Linked DNA regions of Homo sapiens: region 2 is linked to region 1. The links are chromatin loops, found by intact Hi-C in ENCODE. Cell type or tissue: Caco-2. All regions are shown on one strand. Links, peaks and the distances in the headings refer to the core of each region. The heading gives the core; the rest is flanking DNA. Region 1 overlaps NXPH2 (neurexophilin 2). Region 2 overlaps LINC01832 (long intergenic non-protein coding RNA 1832).

What was found. Peaks named below come from ENCODE experiments on the same cell type or tissue, not always from the same donor. Only the 100,000 strongest peaks of a DNase experiment are listed, where the experiment ranks them.
Region 2: it touches region 1 in a loop (2.1-fold over the local background); 1 of 110 quality-filtered maps calls a loop at or near these places.

What each region holds. Positions count from the first base shown.
Region 1 is chr2:138,717,590-138,722,974 of GRCh38, reverse strand. All of the region lies in intron 1 of NXPH2 (neurexophilin 2), which reads left to right. Among named protein-coding and RNA genes, the nearest start is that of NXPH2, 60 kb to the left of the region's middle. In Caco-2, for the core only: no CTCF peak of the experiment used is centred there; a DNase peak (open chromatin) is centred at 2,534.
Region 2 is chr2:138,102,813-138,108,197 of GRCh38, reverse strand. LINC01832 (long intergenic non-protein coding RNA 1832) reads right to left here. Exons shown (of 3, transcript NR_135526.1): 2 at 3,978-4,063; 3 at 2,293-2,721. Among named protein-coding and RNA genes, the nearest start is that of LINC01832, 3.6 kb to the right of the region's middle. In Caco-2, for the core only: no CTCF peak of the experiment used is centred there; no DNase peak of the experiment used is centred there.

The DNA of each region.
Region 1 (5,385 bases), core at 319-5,318:
CACAGCAGGCAATAAGCAATGGCTGAAAAATCACCCAGTGCCACTCTTGACCAGATTTTGCATATGTTGAGCACTTGCAGAGGCCTGAGCTACAGAGGCCAAAGAACCTCAAAGGAAGGTGGAAAGAACTGATGTTTTTGAGTAATTGTAGGCACTTTATTTACTTTGTTTTATTCTTACAAGACCAGCCAAAATCTCTTGAGCAAAGATCACACCTTGGCAATCCATCGGCACATGCTATCAGCACCACCTTCTAAACGTTATCTAGAATATAACCACTGAACACCTCTTCCACCTACTAGCCTGGACTGGGCCTTCTTCGTTGTTCAACTGGAATCATTGCAGGAATTCCTTAACTATTGGAAGATCTCTCCTCCCACTGTCCCCTACAGTCTGCACTCAACACTGCAGTCTTAGGGATCTTCAAGCCAGTTAGATGGTGCCTCTCTTCTGCCCAGGACAGCTTCCTGTTGCTCTGGTCAGTTAGAGAAGATCCTGGCCTGGACGCTTGCCCATGCTTACTGGGTGAGTCTTCACGCTGCCCTGCCCAGGCTCCGCTCCAACCACACATACTTCCTTGATTTTCCTTCCCCCAAGCCCAGCTTTCTTCTGCTGTAGGGCATTTGCATTTGCTGTTTTCTAGGCATGGAATTCTCTTTTTCCAAAATGTGTTCAAAGCTTATTTTCTCACTTTCTGCAAGTGTGTGTTTAAATATGACCTTCTCACGGATTCCTTTCTTGACCACCTTAAATAAAAAGCAGTTCTCAGTTAGTTTCTATCCTCTTGCTCACTTTGCTCTTTACCATCAGTAGCATTCTTTAATATGTATTTGTTTATTGTTGTTCTGTCTACTTCTACTAGTGAATTTCATGAGAGAGACACTAACAGATGAGACTGACTTTCTGAGAGAAATTAATTTACCTACTTATAGCATAAGTGGAGCAGCTAGCATTCAACTCCCAGTCTGACTGTCTGTAGCCTGTGCTCTTTCTACTGAATCAAGCAACTGACTTTGAAGCAAAAATAGCCATGCTCCCGCCATTGCTATTGTAGGTCTGCAAATTCAATAAAGACAGAATACTCAAAGCACACTACACTTTCATATCTACCTGCTGCATCTAAATCCTGCAAACTTACAGGCATTATCCCACTTGCTAACAAGGTTACTCAGCCTGGGGAAGTTTAAAGCTTTATCAGTTTTAGGTTTGCCGAGAGAGAAGAAAGGTAAGAAAGCGAGGCTGAGCCTAGCAAGGGCGATTCTTTAACTCCCATAGTTTGTGTCTCTTCTGTAGCTATTAAACATAGTCTTTTTCTAAATTAGTTTTTTTCCCTACATACATCATATCTCTTCCATTGTGACTTAAAAAATAAAATAAAATGATCCTCCTGCCTACAGTTTTACCACACAGCCCTACCTCCAAATTCCTCCAGTACATCCTCCATATTGTTGTCAGGAGGGTCTTTATAAAACATGAATCTTATTATTTTGCTCCATTAAAAAAAAACAAACTTCTATAATATAAAATCATGATTTCATGACCTAGCATATAGACTCTTTCCAATTGAATTCCTGTGTTCCTCTCAGTCTTCTGGCTGGCTCAGCTTTCCCCACCTCTGGCAATTTTTTTTTTTTTCAGACGGAGTCTTGCTCTATCTCCAGCTTGGAGTGCAGTGGTGCAATCTCGGCTCACTGCAACCTCCACTTCCCGGGTTCAAGCGATTCTCCTGCCTCAGCTTCCTAAGTAGCTAGGATTACAGGTGCAGACCACCACGTCTGGCTAATTTTTGCATTTTTAGTAGAGATGGGGGTTTCACCATTTTGGTCAGGATGGTCTCGAACTCCTGACCTTGTGATCCACCCACCTCGGCCTCCCAAAGTGCTGGGATTACAGGCCTGAGCCACCACACTCAGCCCCTCTGGCAACTTTTAATTTCACAATACAAAAGTATTTAATAATGCCCTGCATGCGTCCTTCAGTTTCACATTTACACACTTTCTTCTACTGCAGGCACTCTTAAATACTACCTTCTCTGCCCTATTTCCATCTGTTTTGCATTTTGGATTATCATTAATATCTAGCATCTCTTGAGAGACTCCAATGTGTCAGGCTTTGTCCAAGGGGCTTTGTATCTGGTTTAATGTTCACAACAGCTCTACTCAGAAGCATTTATCTATGTTTTACAGATAAAGGAACTGAAGCTCAGAGACCCCAAGATCCTATAACTAGAAAATGGGAGAACAGGGATCTGAACCGTATTTTCTTGCCACAGCGCCAGTGCGTGTGGAGCCAGCCCCCTGTGCTGCCGTGGCTCCTCTGCACCCAGGATTACAGTTCCTTCAAAGAGCTGCACACTCCTCACTGTCAGAGCCTTTTCTCTCTCTTTGTAGCTGCAGTGCCTCAGTGACCTGGTCATCCATTTTGCAGTGACATAAATAGATTTAATTTATGACTGTCAATTACGTCTTCACACCAACAGTCCTGGGGCAGTCAGCCCTCACTCTTGACTACGTGGCCTTGCCTCTCACCACCCCTTCAGAGCAGCCGAAGAAATGCCTGCTCTTCACCGAAGTTTGTTTGTTCAGTTTATAATGACCCTGGTCAGTGAACACTGCTGTCTGTAAATACTCATGTTTCGTCATGGCCTGTGAGAAAGTTTACAAGCATACTTGTTTTCTGTTACTGAGGATTGTATGTAAGAAGACAAGACTCTCCCAGTCATTGCTTTTGTTCTTCATACCATCAGTACGAGACCTACTTTGCATTGTCCTTCCAGTGGTGGCGATTGACCTCTGCTGATCTAACCATATAGCCTCTGTTTTTTTTTCAAGTTTTTTTTTTTTTAACCTTAAAACTGCATGTTTCATCTAATCCCAGAACATTTCAATAGATTTGTTTTTTATACTGGATTGAATGATTTGAAAGTTCATATGGAAAAATAAATGCAAGAATTCCCAAGAATGTATGAGGGAAAAAGAATAATGAGGTGGTACATGTAGTACCATATATTGAAATTTGCTTTAAAGTTAATGTAATAATTTTTTTATAAAAAGCTATTTGCACAAGAAAAAGTAAATAGAGCAGTGGGATAGAATCAAACCAAGAAACGTATATAAGTACATGTGGGATGTTACAATATGAAAATGAGAGTGTTTCCATTCCATGGGAAATAGTTTAATAAATAATACTGGCATTATTTGGCTATGAAAAAATAAAGACTAATTTTAATAATATATTTAAACATTCAAAGTTTTGTGGTTTTTGAGGGGATGAGGTCTTGCCATGTTACCCAGTCTCCAGACTAGTCTCGAACTCCTGGGCTCAAGCGATCTTCCCACCTCAGCCTCCCAAAGTTCTGGGATTACAGGCATGAGCCATAGCTCCCTGCCCATTTAAAGTTTTAAATGAAGAAAGTAACACTATACATTCATATACTTGCTTTTCTTACTTTTTAAGAAAATTACCTTTGTAATTAAAAAGTATGAAAGTTATTTAAAAGTAATATTTACATATTATGTATTATATTTACTTATTACAAACAGTAAAACAATTCAGAAGCTTGAAAAGTAAATTCCGAAAGACTCCTTTCTTCGCCTGTACCCTCAACCTGTAGCTTCTCCTTTCGGATATTTTTAAGTGCATTTACTTATATACATGCACACAGACATATAAAGAATTTTCTTACCTTTATAGGGATGATACTCTATTTTGCAAATTCTTTTTTTTACCTTAAGTATATATAATTGTGGATAATCTTCCACAAAAATATATATAGACATATCTCATTCTTTCCAAAGACCACTCAGTATTCCATTATATAGCTCTACTTTGAGTTATTTAAGTAATCTTTTATTAATAAAGGAGCTTGTTAATCAAAAATGAAAAGCTGTCTTTCTTACTGTATCTCTAATTCTCTCCCCAGGAATAAACATAAACAAGTGTTTTTGTGTTGTAATTTTTCTAGGGTTATCATTACAATTTACATTACATTTTCCTCTTCCTCCCCCACCCCCCAACTTTAGCAAGTAGCTATTGACTTCCAGATTTAGAAATTCTACACTCTAGTGAGACTGTGTCTCCCGTCTCCTGTACTTCCCTTTATCTGCTGTTCTGGGGCTATGATTATGTATTCCATGTGTAGTCTATAGGTTAATTCAAAGCTTTTGAACCAACTTTAAAAAGGCATTAATGGGATTATGCTTTTATAAATATTTACTACAGAACCAAGTTATGCTATTGGATTTATAGAGAATTAAATATATCATTAAGACACTTACCTTTAGCCACTCATAGGATAATGCCCCAGGCATCAAGGTCCAGTGGCTTCTCTTTTCATTTCCTTTTAGTTTTCTCCCTTTTCAAGTCATATTCAGCTGCTACCTTTCTGACTCATAATATATTTCTTTCTCAGTTGTTCTGCTGGACAGCCTTTTTGAGTAATGTTTTTGGAGAGCTTGTGAGGGCAACAAGCTTTCTGAAACTTGTATGATTGAAAATATTACATAAAAATTGTAGTTTCAACATGGAATTCTAAATTCATAGTCATTATCCCAGAGAGGGTTTTGTTTGTTTGTTTGTTTGTTTGACAATCTTTGCTTCTTTGAGTTTTAGTGTCCACTGTTGCTGAAGGGAAATCTGTTGTTAATTCTCCTTCCTTTATAAGTGGCCCCATTTTTTTCTCTCTCTTAGAAATTTTTTAAATTGTCTTTTCACTAATTTCAACAGTATGTAAAATTTAAGTATGTGTCTTTTCCCCATCAAACTCACTTAGCCTTGGTGAGGACTTCAATATGAGTGATCTAATTTTTCTTAAACCTAGGATATTTTCATTTCATTATTTATTATTATTATTCTCTCCTCCATCCTCTTTCCTATCTGTTCTCATCTCTTAGAACTTTTTTTAGTCAGCTACTTAACTTCCTGAACCCATTTTTTATGGTTTTACTTTCTCTTTTATTTCTTATGGCATTTTTGGTTTTGGTTGTTGGAAATTTCTTTGCTTGAGCTTCTAGATCAATAACTTGATTTTCAACTCTATTATAATGTTTGAGAGGTCTAATGACTTTGATTTCAGCAATCTTATTTTAATTTCCAAAAATTTCTTTCTTGACTTGTTTTGCAGTACAATTGCCTTCCTAATCTTTCTAAGGATAATATTTAGAATTTTTAGAGTTGTTTTTGATCCATTTGATTCCTCACATTTCTATTGATAACATTTAGAATTTTTAGGGTGATTTGGGATCCATTTGATTCCTCAAATTTCTTTTGATCTTTTGTTCATATTTCTGAAGCATACAGGTTGCTGCTCTGGTCTGGATGTTTCTGTCTCCCCAAAATTCATACATTGAAATTCTAACTCCCAAGGTGATGGCATTAAGAGGAAGA
Region 2 (5,385 bases), core at 173-5,172, 610 kb after region 1:
GGATCCATTTTAGCTTTTTAAATTTTTTAATAAGAAGGTGGAATCATTGATCTACTATCCATAAAAGATGTTATTTCATTTATTTCCCATAGAGGGGATGGGAAATAAATGAAAGCCATTACCTTTGCTCCCCAGCACCTCTAAATGTAATGCCCATGCATTACATTACTTTGTCTAGCAATAGTTTACCTGAAGTAAGGAATTAATATCATTACCCTTTTAGAATTTTGCTATATTGAATAGTATAAAATGATTCCAGATTCCAAGAAAAGGGTAAGGCATGAGTTAATTTAGGTTGTATTGACACCACTATCAACCATTAACTGGAGGGCGTTTACCTTTCTCAACTGGATAGAGTAGCCCAGTATAAAGCCAGTGTAGCTGGTCTTACACTATTGAAAAATTGTTCACCCCACCTACTAAGCTGTTGAATGTGCAGTGAAGTTCAATAAGCAAGCTCCAGACACTATTTAAAATGAAAGTGGCCAGTTTTGAGTAAGACAATGAAAAAGTTAGGTGGAATTTTTCCAACGAAGGGTAAAATATCAAAATTAATTTTGGGGGAAAATTAAGATTCTCCTCACAGTCTCAAAGCTTTCTTCTCTAATCACACTTCAGACACTATCAGTGAACAGAGAATCTTTGTATTATTTCCAAGTTTCTCCCATTGTCAGTCACTGTGACAAAGTGCTGGCCAGTCTGACATAATGATGAATCACTCCAGACATTGAGTTTTCACATAGCTGTCGAGGGTTCTCGGTAGACTTTGTTGTCTGAAAATGCTACGGACCAATACTAGGTGCTCTGCTCATGAACAAAGCCAGGATTTGGCAAAATTAAACATATGTATTTTAGAAAAAAAAAGAGAGGTGTAATAAACATTTACTATTTCTGTTCCTACCATGTCTTCATGCTGCAATTGATTTAAATGCCTATTAAACAAATCCTCACTTCCCAAACCTCATCTCTATATTCTGCTGGAATGAGTTAGATTTCAGAGTACATTGAGAAGTTGAAATATCAAACAAACATTTTTATTTATTGTTTTCAGCTACAAAATAGCATGTGGGCTCTCCTTACCCTTTATCCTGGAAATTTTAACATACCACATAATTCTTTGCTAATAATATTTTTAACTGATTAGAACTTACAAATCGAATGCTGAATGATGGATTGATGCATAGCTCAATGTAAATGTACTTGTAATGTCTACCTTAGTTTCCTGTTAGAAAGCTTGTCAATACACCAGTGCCTCAAATCCATTTTCTCAGTAAAAATGTTGCAGTTTTCTGATTATTATTCACAAAGGCAGCTTCCTGAGTTATTTCTTCTCCTGCACAATATTCATGATAGCAATTTGATACCTTAGCAGTTTCAAGGTTATCAAGTGATGGAAAATCCTACTGCTTACTTCAAGGTGTAACATATACAACTGTGCTGTCATCCATTATAGCATTATAGCAGTATAATAGTTTTTCGTAATGCCTTTCATGAACTGCTGATTTAGAAGTGTAAGCCTAACTTCTGAAGGCACTTATCAGTCTCAGGCTAGGGGAGTATTGCTTCACTGGAAAACATCAGCAGGGACCCTTTGTGCTACTGGAAAAGAAAAAAAAGGAACTAACTTTCATTTCTCTCCTAGATAGTGTTAGAGCCTTGTCCTGTGAAGTCATTAAAGTGCATCTGCAAAAAGAAAGAAACAAACAAAAGCCATGGTTTAGCCTTTGAAGGGCTAGTGCTAATCAGCAATGAATCTTAGAAGGAACCATTTGATTTTGCAGATTGTGGAGGTTAAGTTAGAAAAAAGACATTACTGAGAGAAATGATGGAGGAGATTTTGCTAAAGTAACAACACAAAAAAGTCAAGCAAATTCATAATGATGCTGGGAGGTAAAACCCATCATTACTGAAAGCACCCTTTGCACATATTGTTCTATCCACGCATTGAATTTTGGTTTAGGGGTCTCTGGTTGAGCAGAGGGTTGCTTGAGTGAGTTTAGAAGGTGGCATCTGTTTAAGTAACAGATGTCTGTGTCACCAAGGTGCTGTGTTCTCACTTTTTATATAGGGGAAATTGCTGCTGAAAGAGTTTTATTGTTTTTATGCAAATGAAAATATCATATTCTTCTCCTTAAAGGGTTTCTCTTCCTGATGTGGATCCACAACAATCACAAAGGACCCCAGCCTCTTGGACTTTTTAAAAATATATTTTGGAATCTGATAAAGTTTCTTATGCACTGCCAACTATGCATGAAATGAGATCTGGAATTGTAGACATACTTGCTCTTTTTTAACAAGGCCCCACTGGGTTGAAGCAAATTGAGCAGGGTAAGAGTCAATGCTGACCCTTCTGTGGCACCAAGAAACTGGATCTGTAGAGGCATTCACACCCCTTGAGCTAGCTCTAAGCATGGAGGGGAAGGCTTGCCTTAGGGCATAATTTTGACTTCGTTCATTTGGTTCTTGGCTTCTAGAAATTTCTGATTCCTTTTATTTTCCAGAAGAGATGAGGGAGAGTGGAGTCATCCAAAAACACCCTTCAAGTAGACACATATAATTAACTATGACAAATATTCTGGGTGATAAGATGAGAAGGAAGCAGGAAGAGCTGTATTTCTGCTCTGTAACAAAGTATGATGATTATCTTGAAGAAAAATACTTGTGCAATTATTTGAGTTTCAGGCTGAACTACTCATTTCTTTTATGGAATGTCAGTTTTATCTGAAAGTACAAAAGAGAGACAAACTATAGGAATTCAGAGTTAAGCATTTAGGATTTGCCATGAAAATGAACAACATGAGTCTTTCATTTCTAGGAAAATGACTGATGGTGTTTATTGCCAGCAGTAAAATCCAAACTTTCAAGGGAAAATTTGAATTTTGGAAAACTTGTTTCCATCACCATGAGCTTACTAGCTTCATAATATTTAGAGTGTCCTCTAATGAAATTGGTGGTTTTGATAATAAATTTGATTTTTTTGATACTGTAAAATGAAATGTGTCAGTATTCAAAAAACCTGCATAATTCAGTGAACCAATATTTTCCAAGACACCATGATGTTGCAGAATCATGCTTAGTTAAAAGATACATTCAAAGTACAAAATGGGCTAATGGATTGTAATATAACAGAGTAAGAAAAGCTTATTGATATGGTTTCAGATTCCACCCACAACTAACTTTTAAGGCACTACTACTTGTTGAGTTTTGGTGTACTATCAAAAAAGAATATCTACATTCATCTGAAAAGTCTATTAAAGTTCTTCTTACTTTTCCATCTACATATTGTTCTGAGGCCACATTTCCTTCACATATTTTTGTAAAACAACATACAGCAGATTGAGCCCAGAAGCAGATATAGAAATCTACGTATCTTTTTTTCTGTTCTTTTTTTTTTTTTGAGATGAAGTCTTGCTCTGTCACCCAAGCTGGAGTGCAGTGGCATGCAATCTTGACTCACTGCAACCTCCGCCTCCCAGGTTCCAGTGATTCTCCTGCCTCAGCCTCCCAAGTAGCTGGGACTATAGGCACGCGCCACCACACCAGGCTAATTTTTGTATTTTTAGTAGAGATGGGGTTTCACTATGTTGGCAAGGATGGTCTTGAACTCCTGACCTCGTGATCTGCCTGCCTAGGCCTCCCAAAGTGCTGGGATTACAGGCGTGAGCCACCACACCCGGCCATCTACCTATCTTTTTTGAAGCCAAACAAAAGCAGGATTCAGGCTCACAGAGGTTCTCAGAGACTAATTATTGAATTGGTTCACTTATTAAAATAAACCTAGAAGACCTTTGTCAATATTCTTTTCTTGTGGACACTGTAGAAATTAAAGTGGTTTCAGGAGCTCATGAGTAGTCTCATATTTTTCAAGAAGAAAACTAGATTCTATACCCAGGGAAGCCACGTAGTTGTGGTAAACCCAAGATTCCTAGGCATGAGTAGCCCAGTGCCAGTGAGGTCAAGTGAACATTAAGCCTTACCTAGCTCATTAAGCCCCAGCTGCACACTTCAGGACCTCAGCATATTCTCTTCAGGGTCTTGCACTCCCTCCATGCCACCAGTGTTTCTGAAATTTTTGAAATGTTTTTCATTTGTGTTTGTAGGTCAGTTAAGTCTGCTAGGAGTCTCTGTCCTGCTGCATGTAGCTCAAGGCACAGCTATATTGTCAATGCTTTCCCTCTGACTAACTAAAAACCAGATTTTTCTTTTTTAAAAATTTTGGAATCTGATGGGCTTCATGTCATTGCCTTCAAGTGGCATCATCACCGTTGCTTGAAGAATGCTGAGAGGATGTTCTTTTACTAGGAGATGGCAGTGTAGTGAGCATCGCAATAAGGATTATGAGCTATGAAATAGGAAAAGACCAGCTGCCTGTTCAAGACCTTGAGGAAAAAGGAGATGGGTGAAGGTAGCTTCAAAGTAAAACTAGGCACTGGTGGAGGCTGTGTGTAGGATCTAGCTTGGCACTTAGTGACTGGGGGAGGATGTTAGTGGGGAAGTGATGAGGTGAGGAGCTGAACTTCCACAGAGGATATGGCTAAGCTAGAAATCTGGCTTGTGAAAATGTTCTGGTAACATAAAATTTTTCAAGGAAAAATGGGTTCACATGACTTCAAGATGTCCCTAAAGTATCTACAAAGCTGGTTAAAGAGGCCACAGCCCAAGGGTCTGATGATTCCCCCTTATCAAGGTTTACCTGACAGAAGTCCCATTCCCTCCAACCTTGCCATTGATCAAGAGATAATAAAACAATGACTGTTTAATGAGTGCCTCCTCCTGGAAAAGAGAGTTGTCTTGAATGAGTGGGAAATTTGAGAGGCAGGTTTGAAATAGGCAAGAATTTCAGAACTCCTAACAGCTGAAAATAGTTGCCAACCCCACTTACCCTGAGTCATATGCCTGATCTGGAGATTGAACCACTTTCTTCTATTTATCCTATTCTCAATTATCTTTATTTCAAAAATCACATTTGAAGGAAAGAATCTTCTGAAAATCAGAAATCTTAGAAAACATCTCTCAACACTTGTAAGCTGCTAGCGCTTTTTGTCCCCCAGTGTCTGGATGGGTTTTGGGGTAATAAGCTTATTTTAGTAGTTCAATAAATACAATATCTTCTATGAAAATAAGTATGATTCAGAGAGTTTTTTTATCATAATTCAACATTATTTTAAATGATCAATGCTAAAATTTCTTTGCATTAGTGTAGACAAATATAATTTGATTAGACCTAGCCTTCAGAGATCAGTTTTCAGACACTGTGATCAAACTTTTGTGATGTTCTTTGAGTTAGAGGAGGTAGAATACACCATAAAGCATATCTAAAAAATATGTATGAGTCAGCATTATGGATATAATGGATATCAAGGCAGGTTTGCAGGCTTTGTCTAA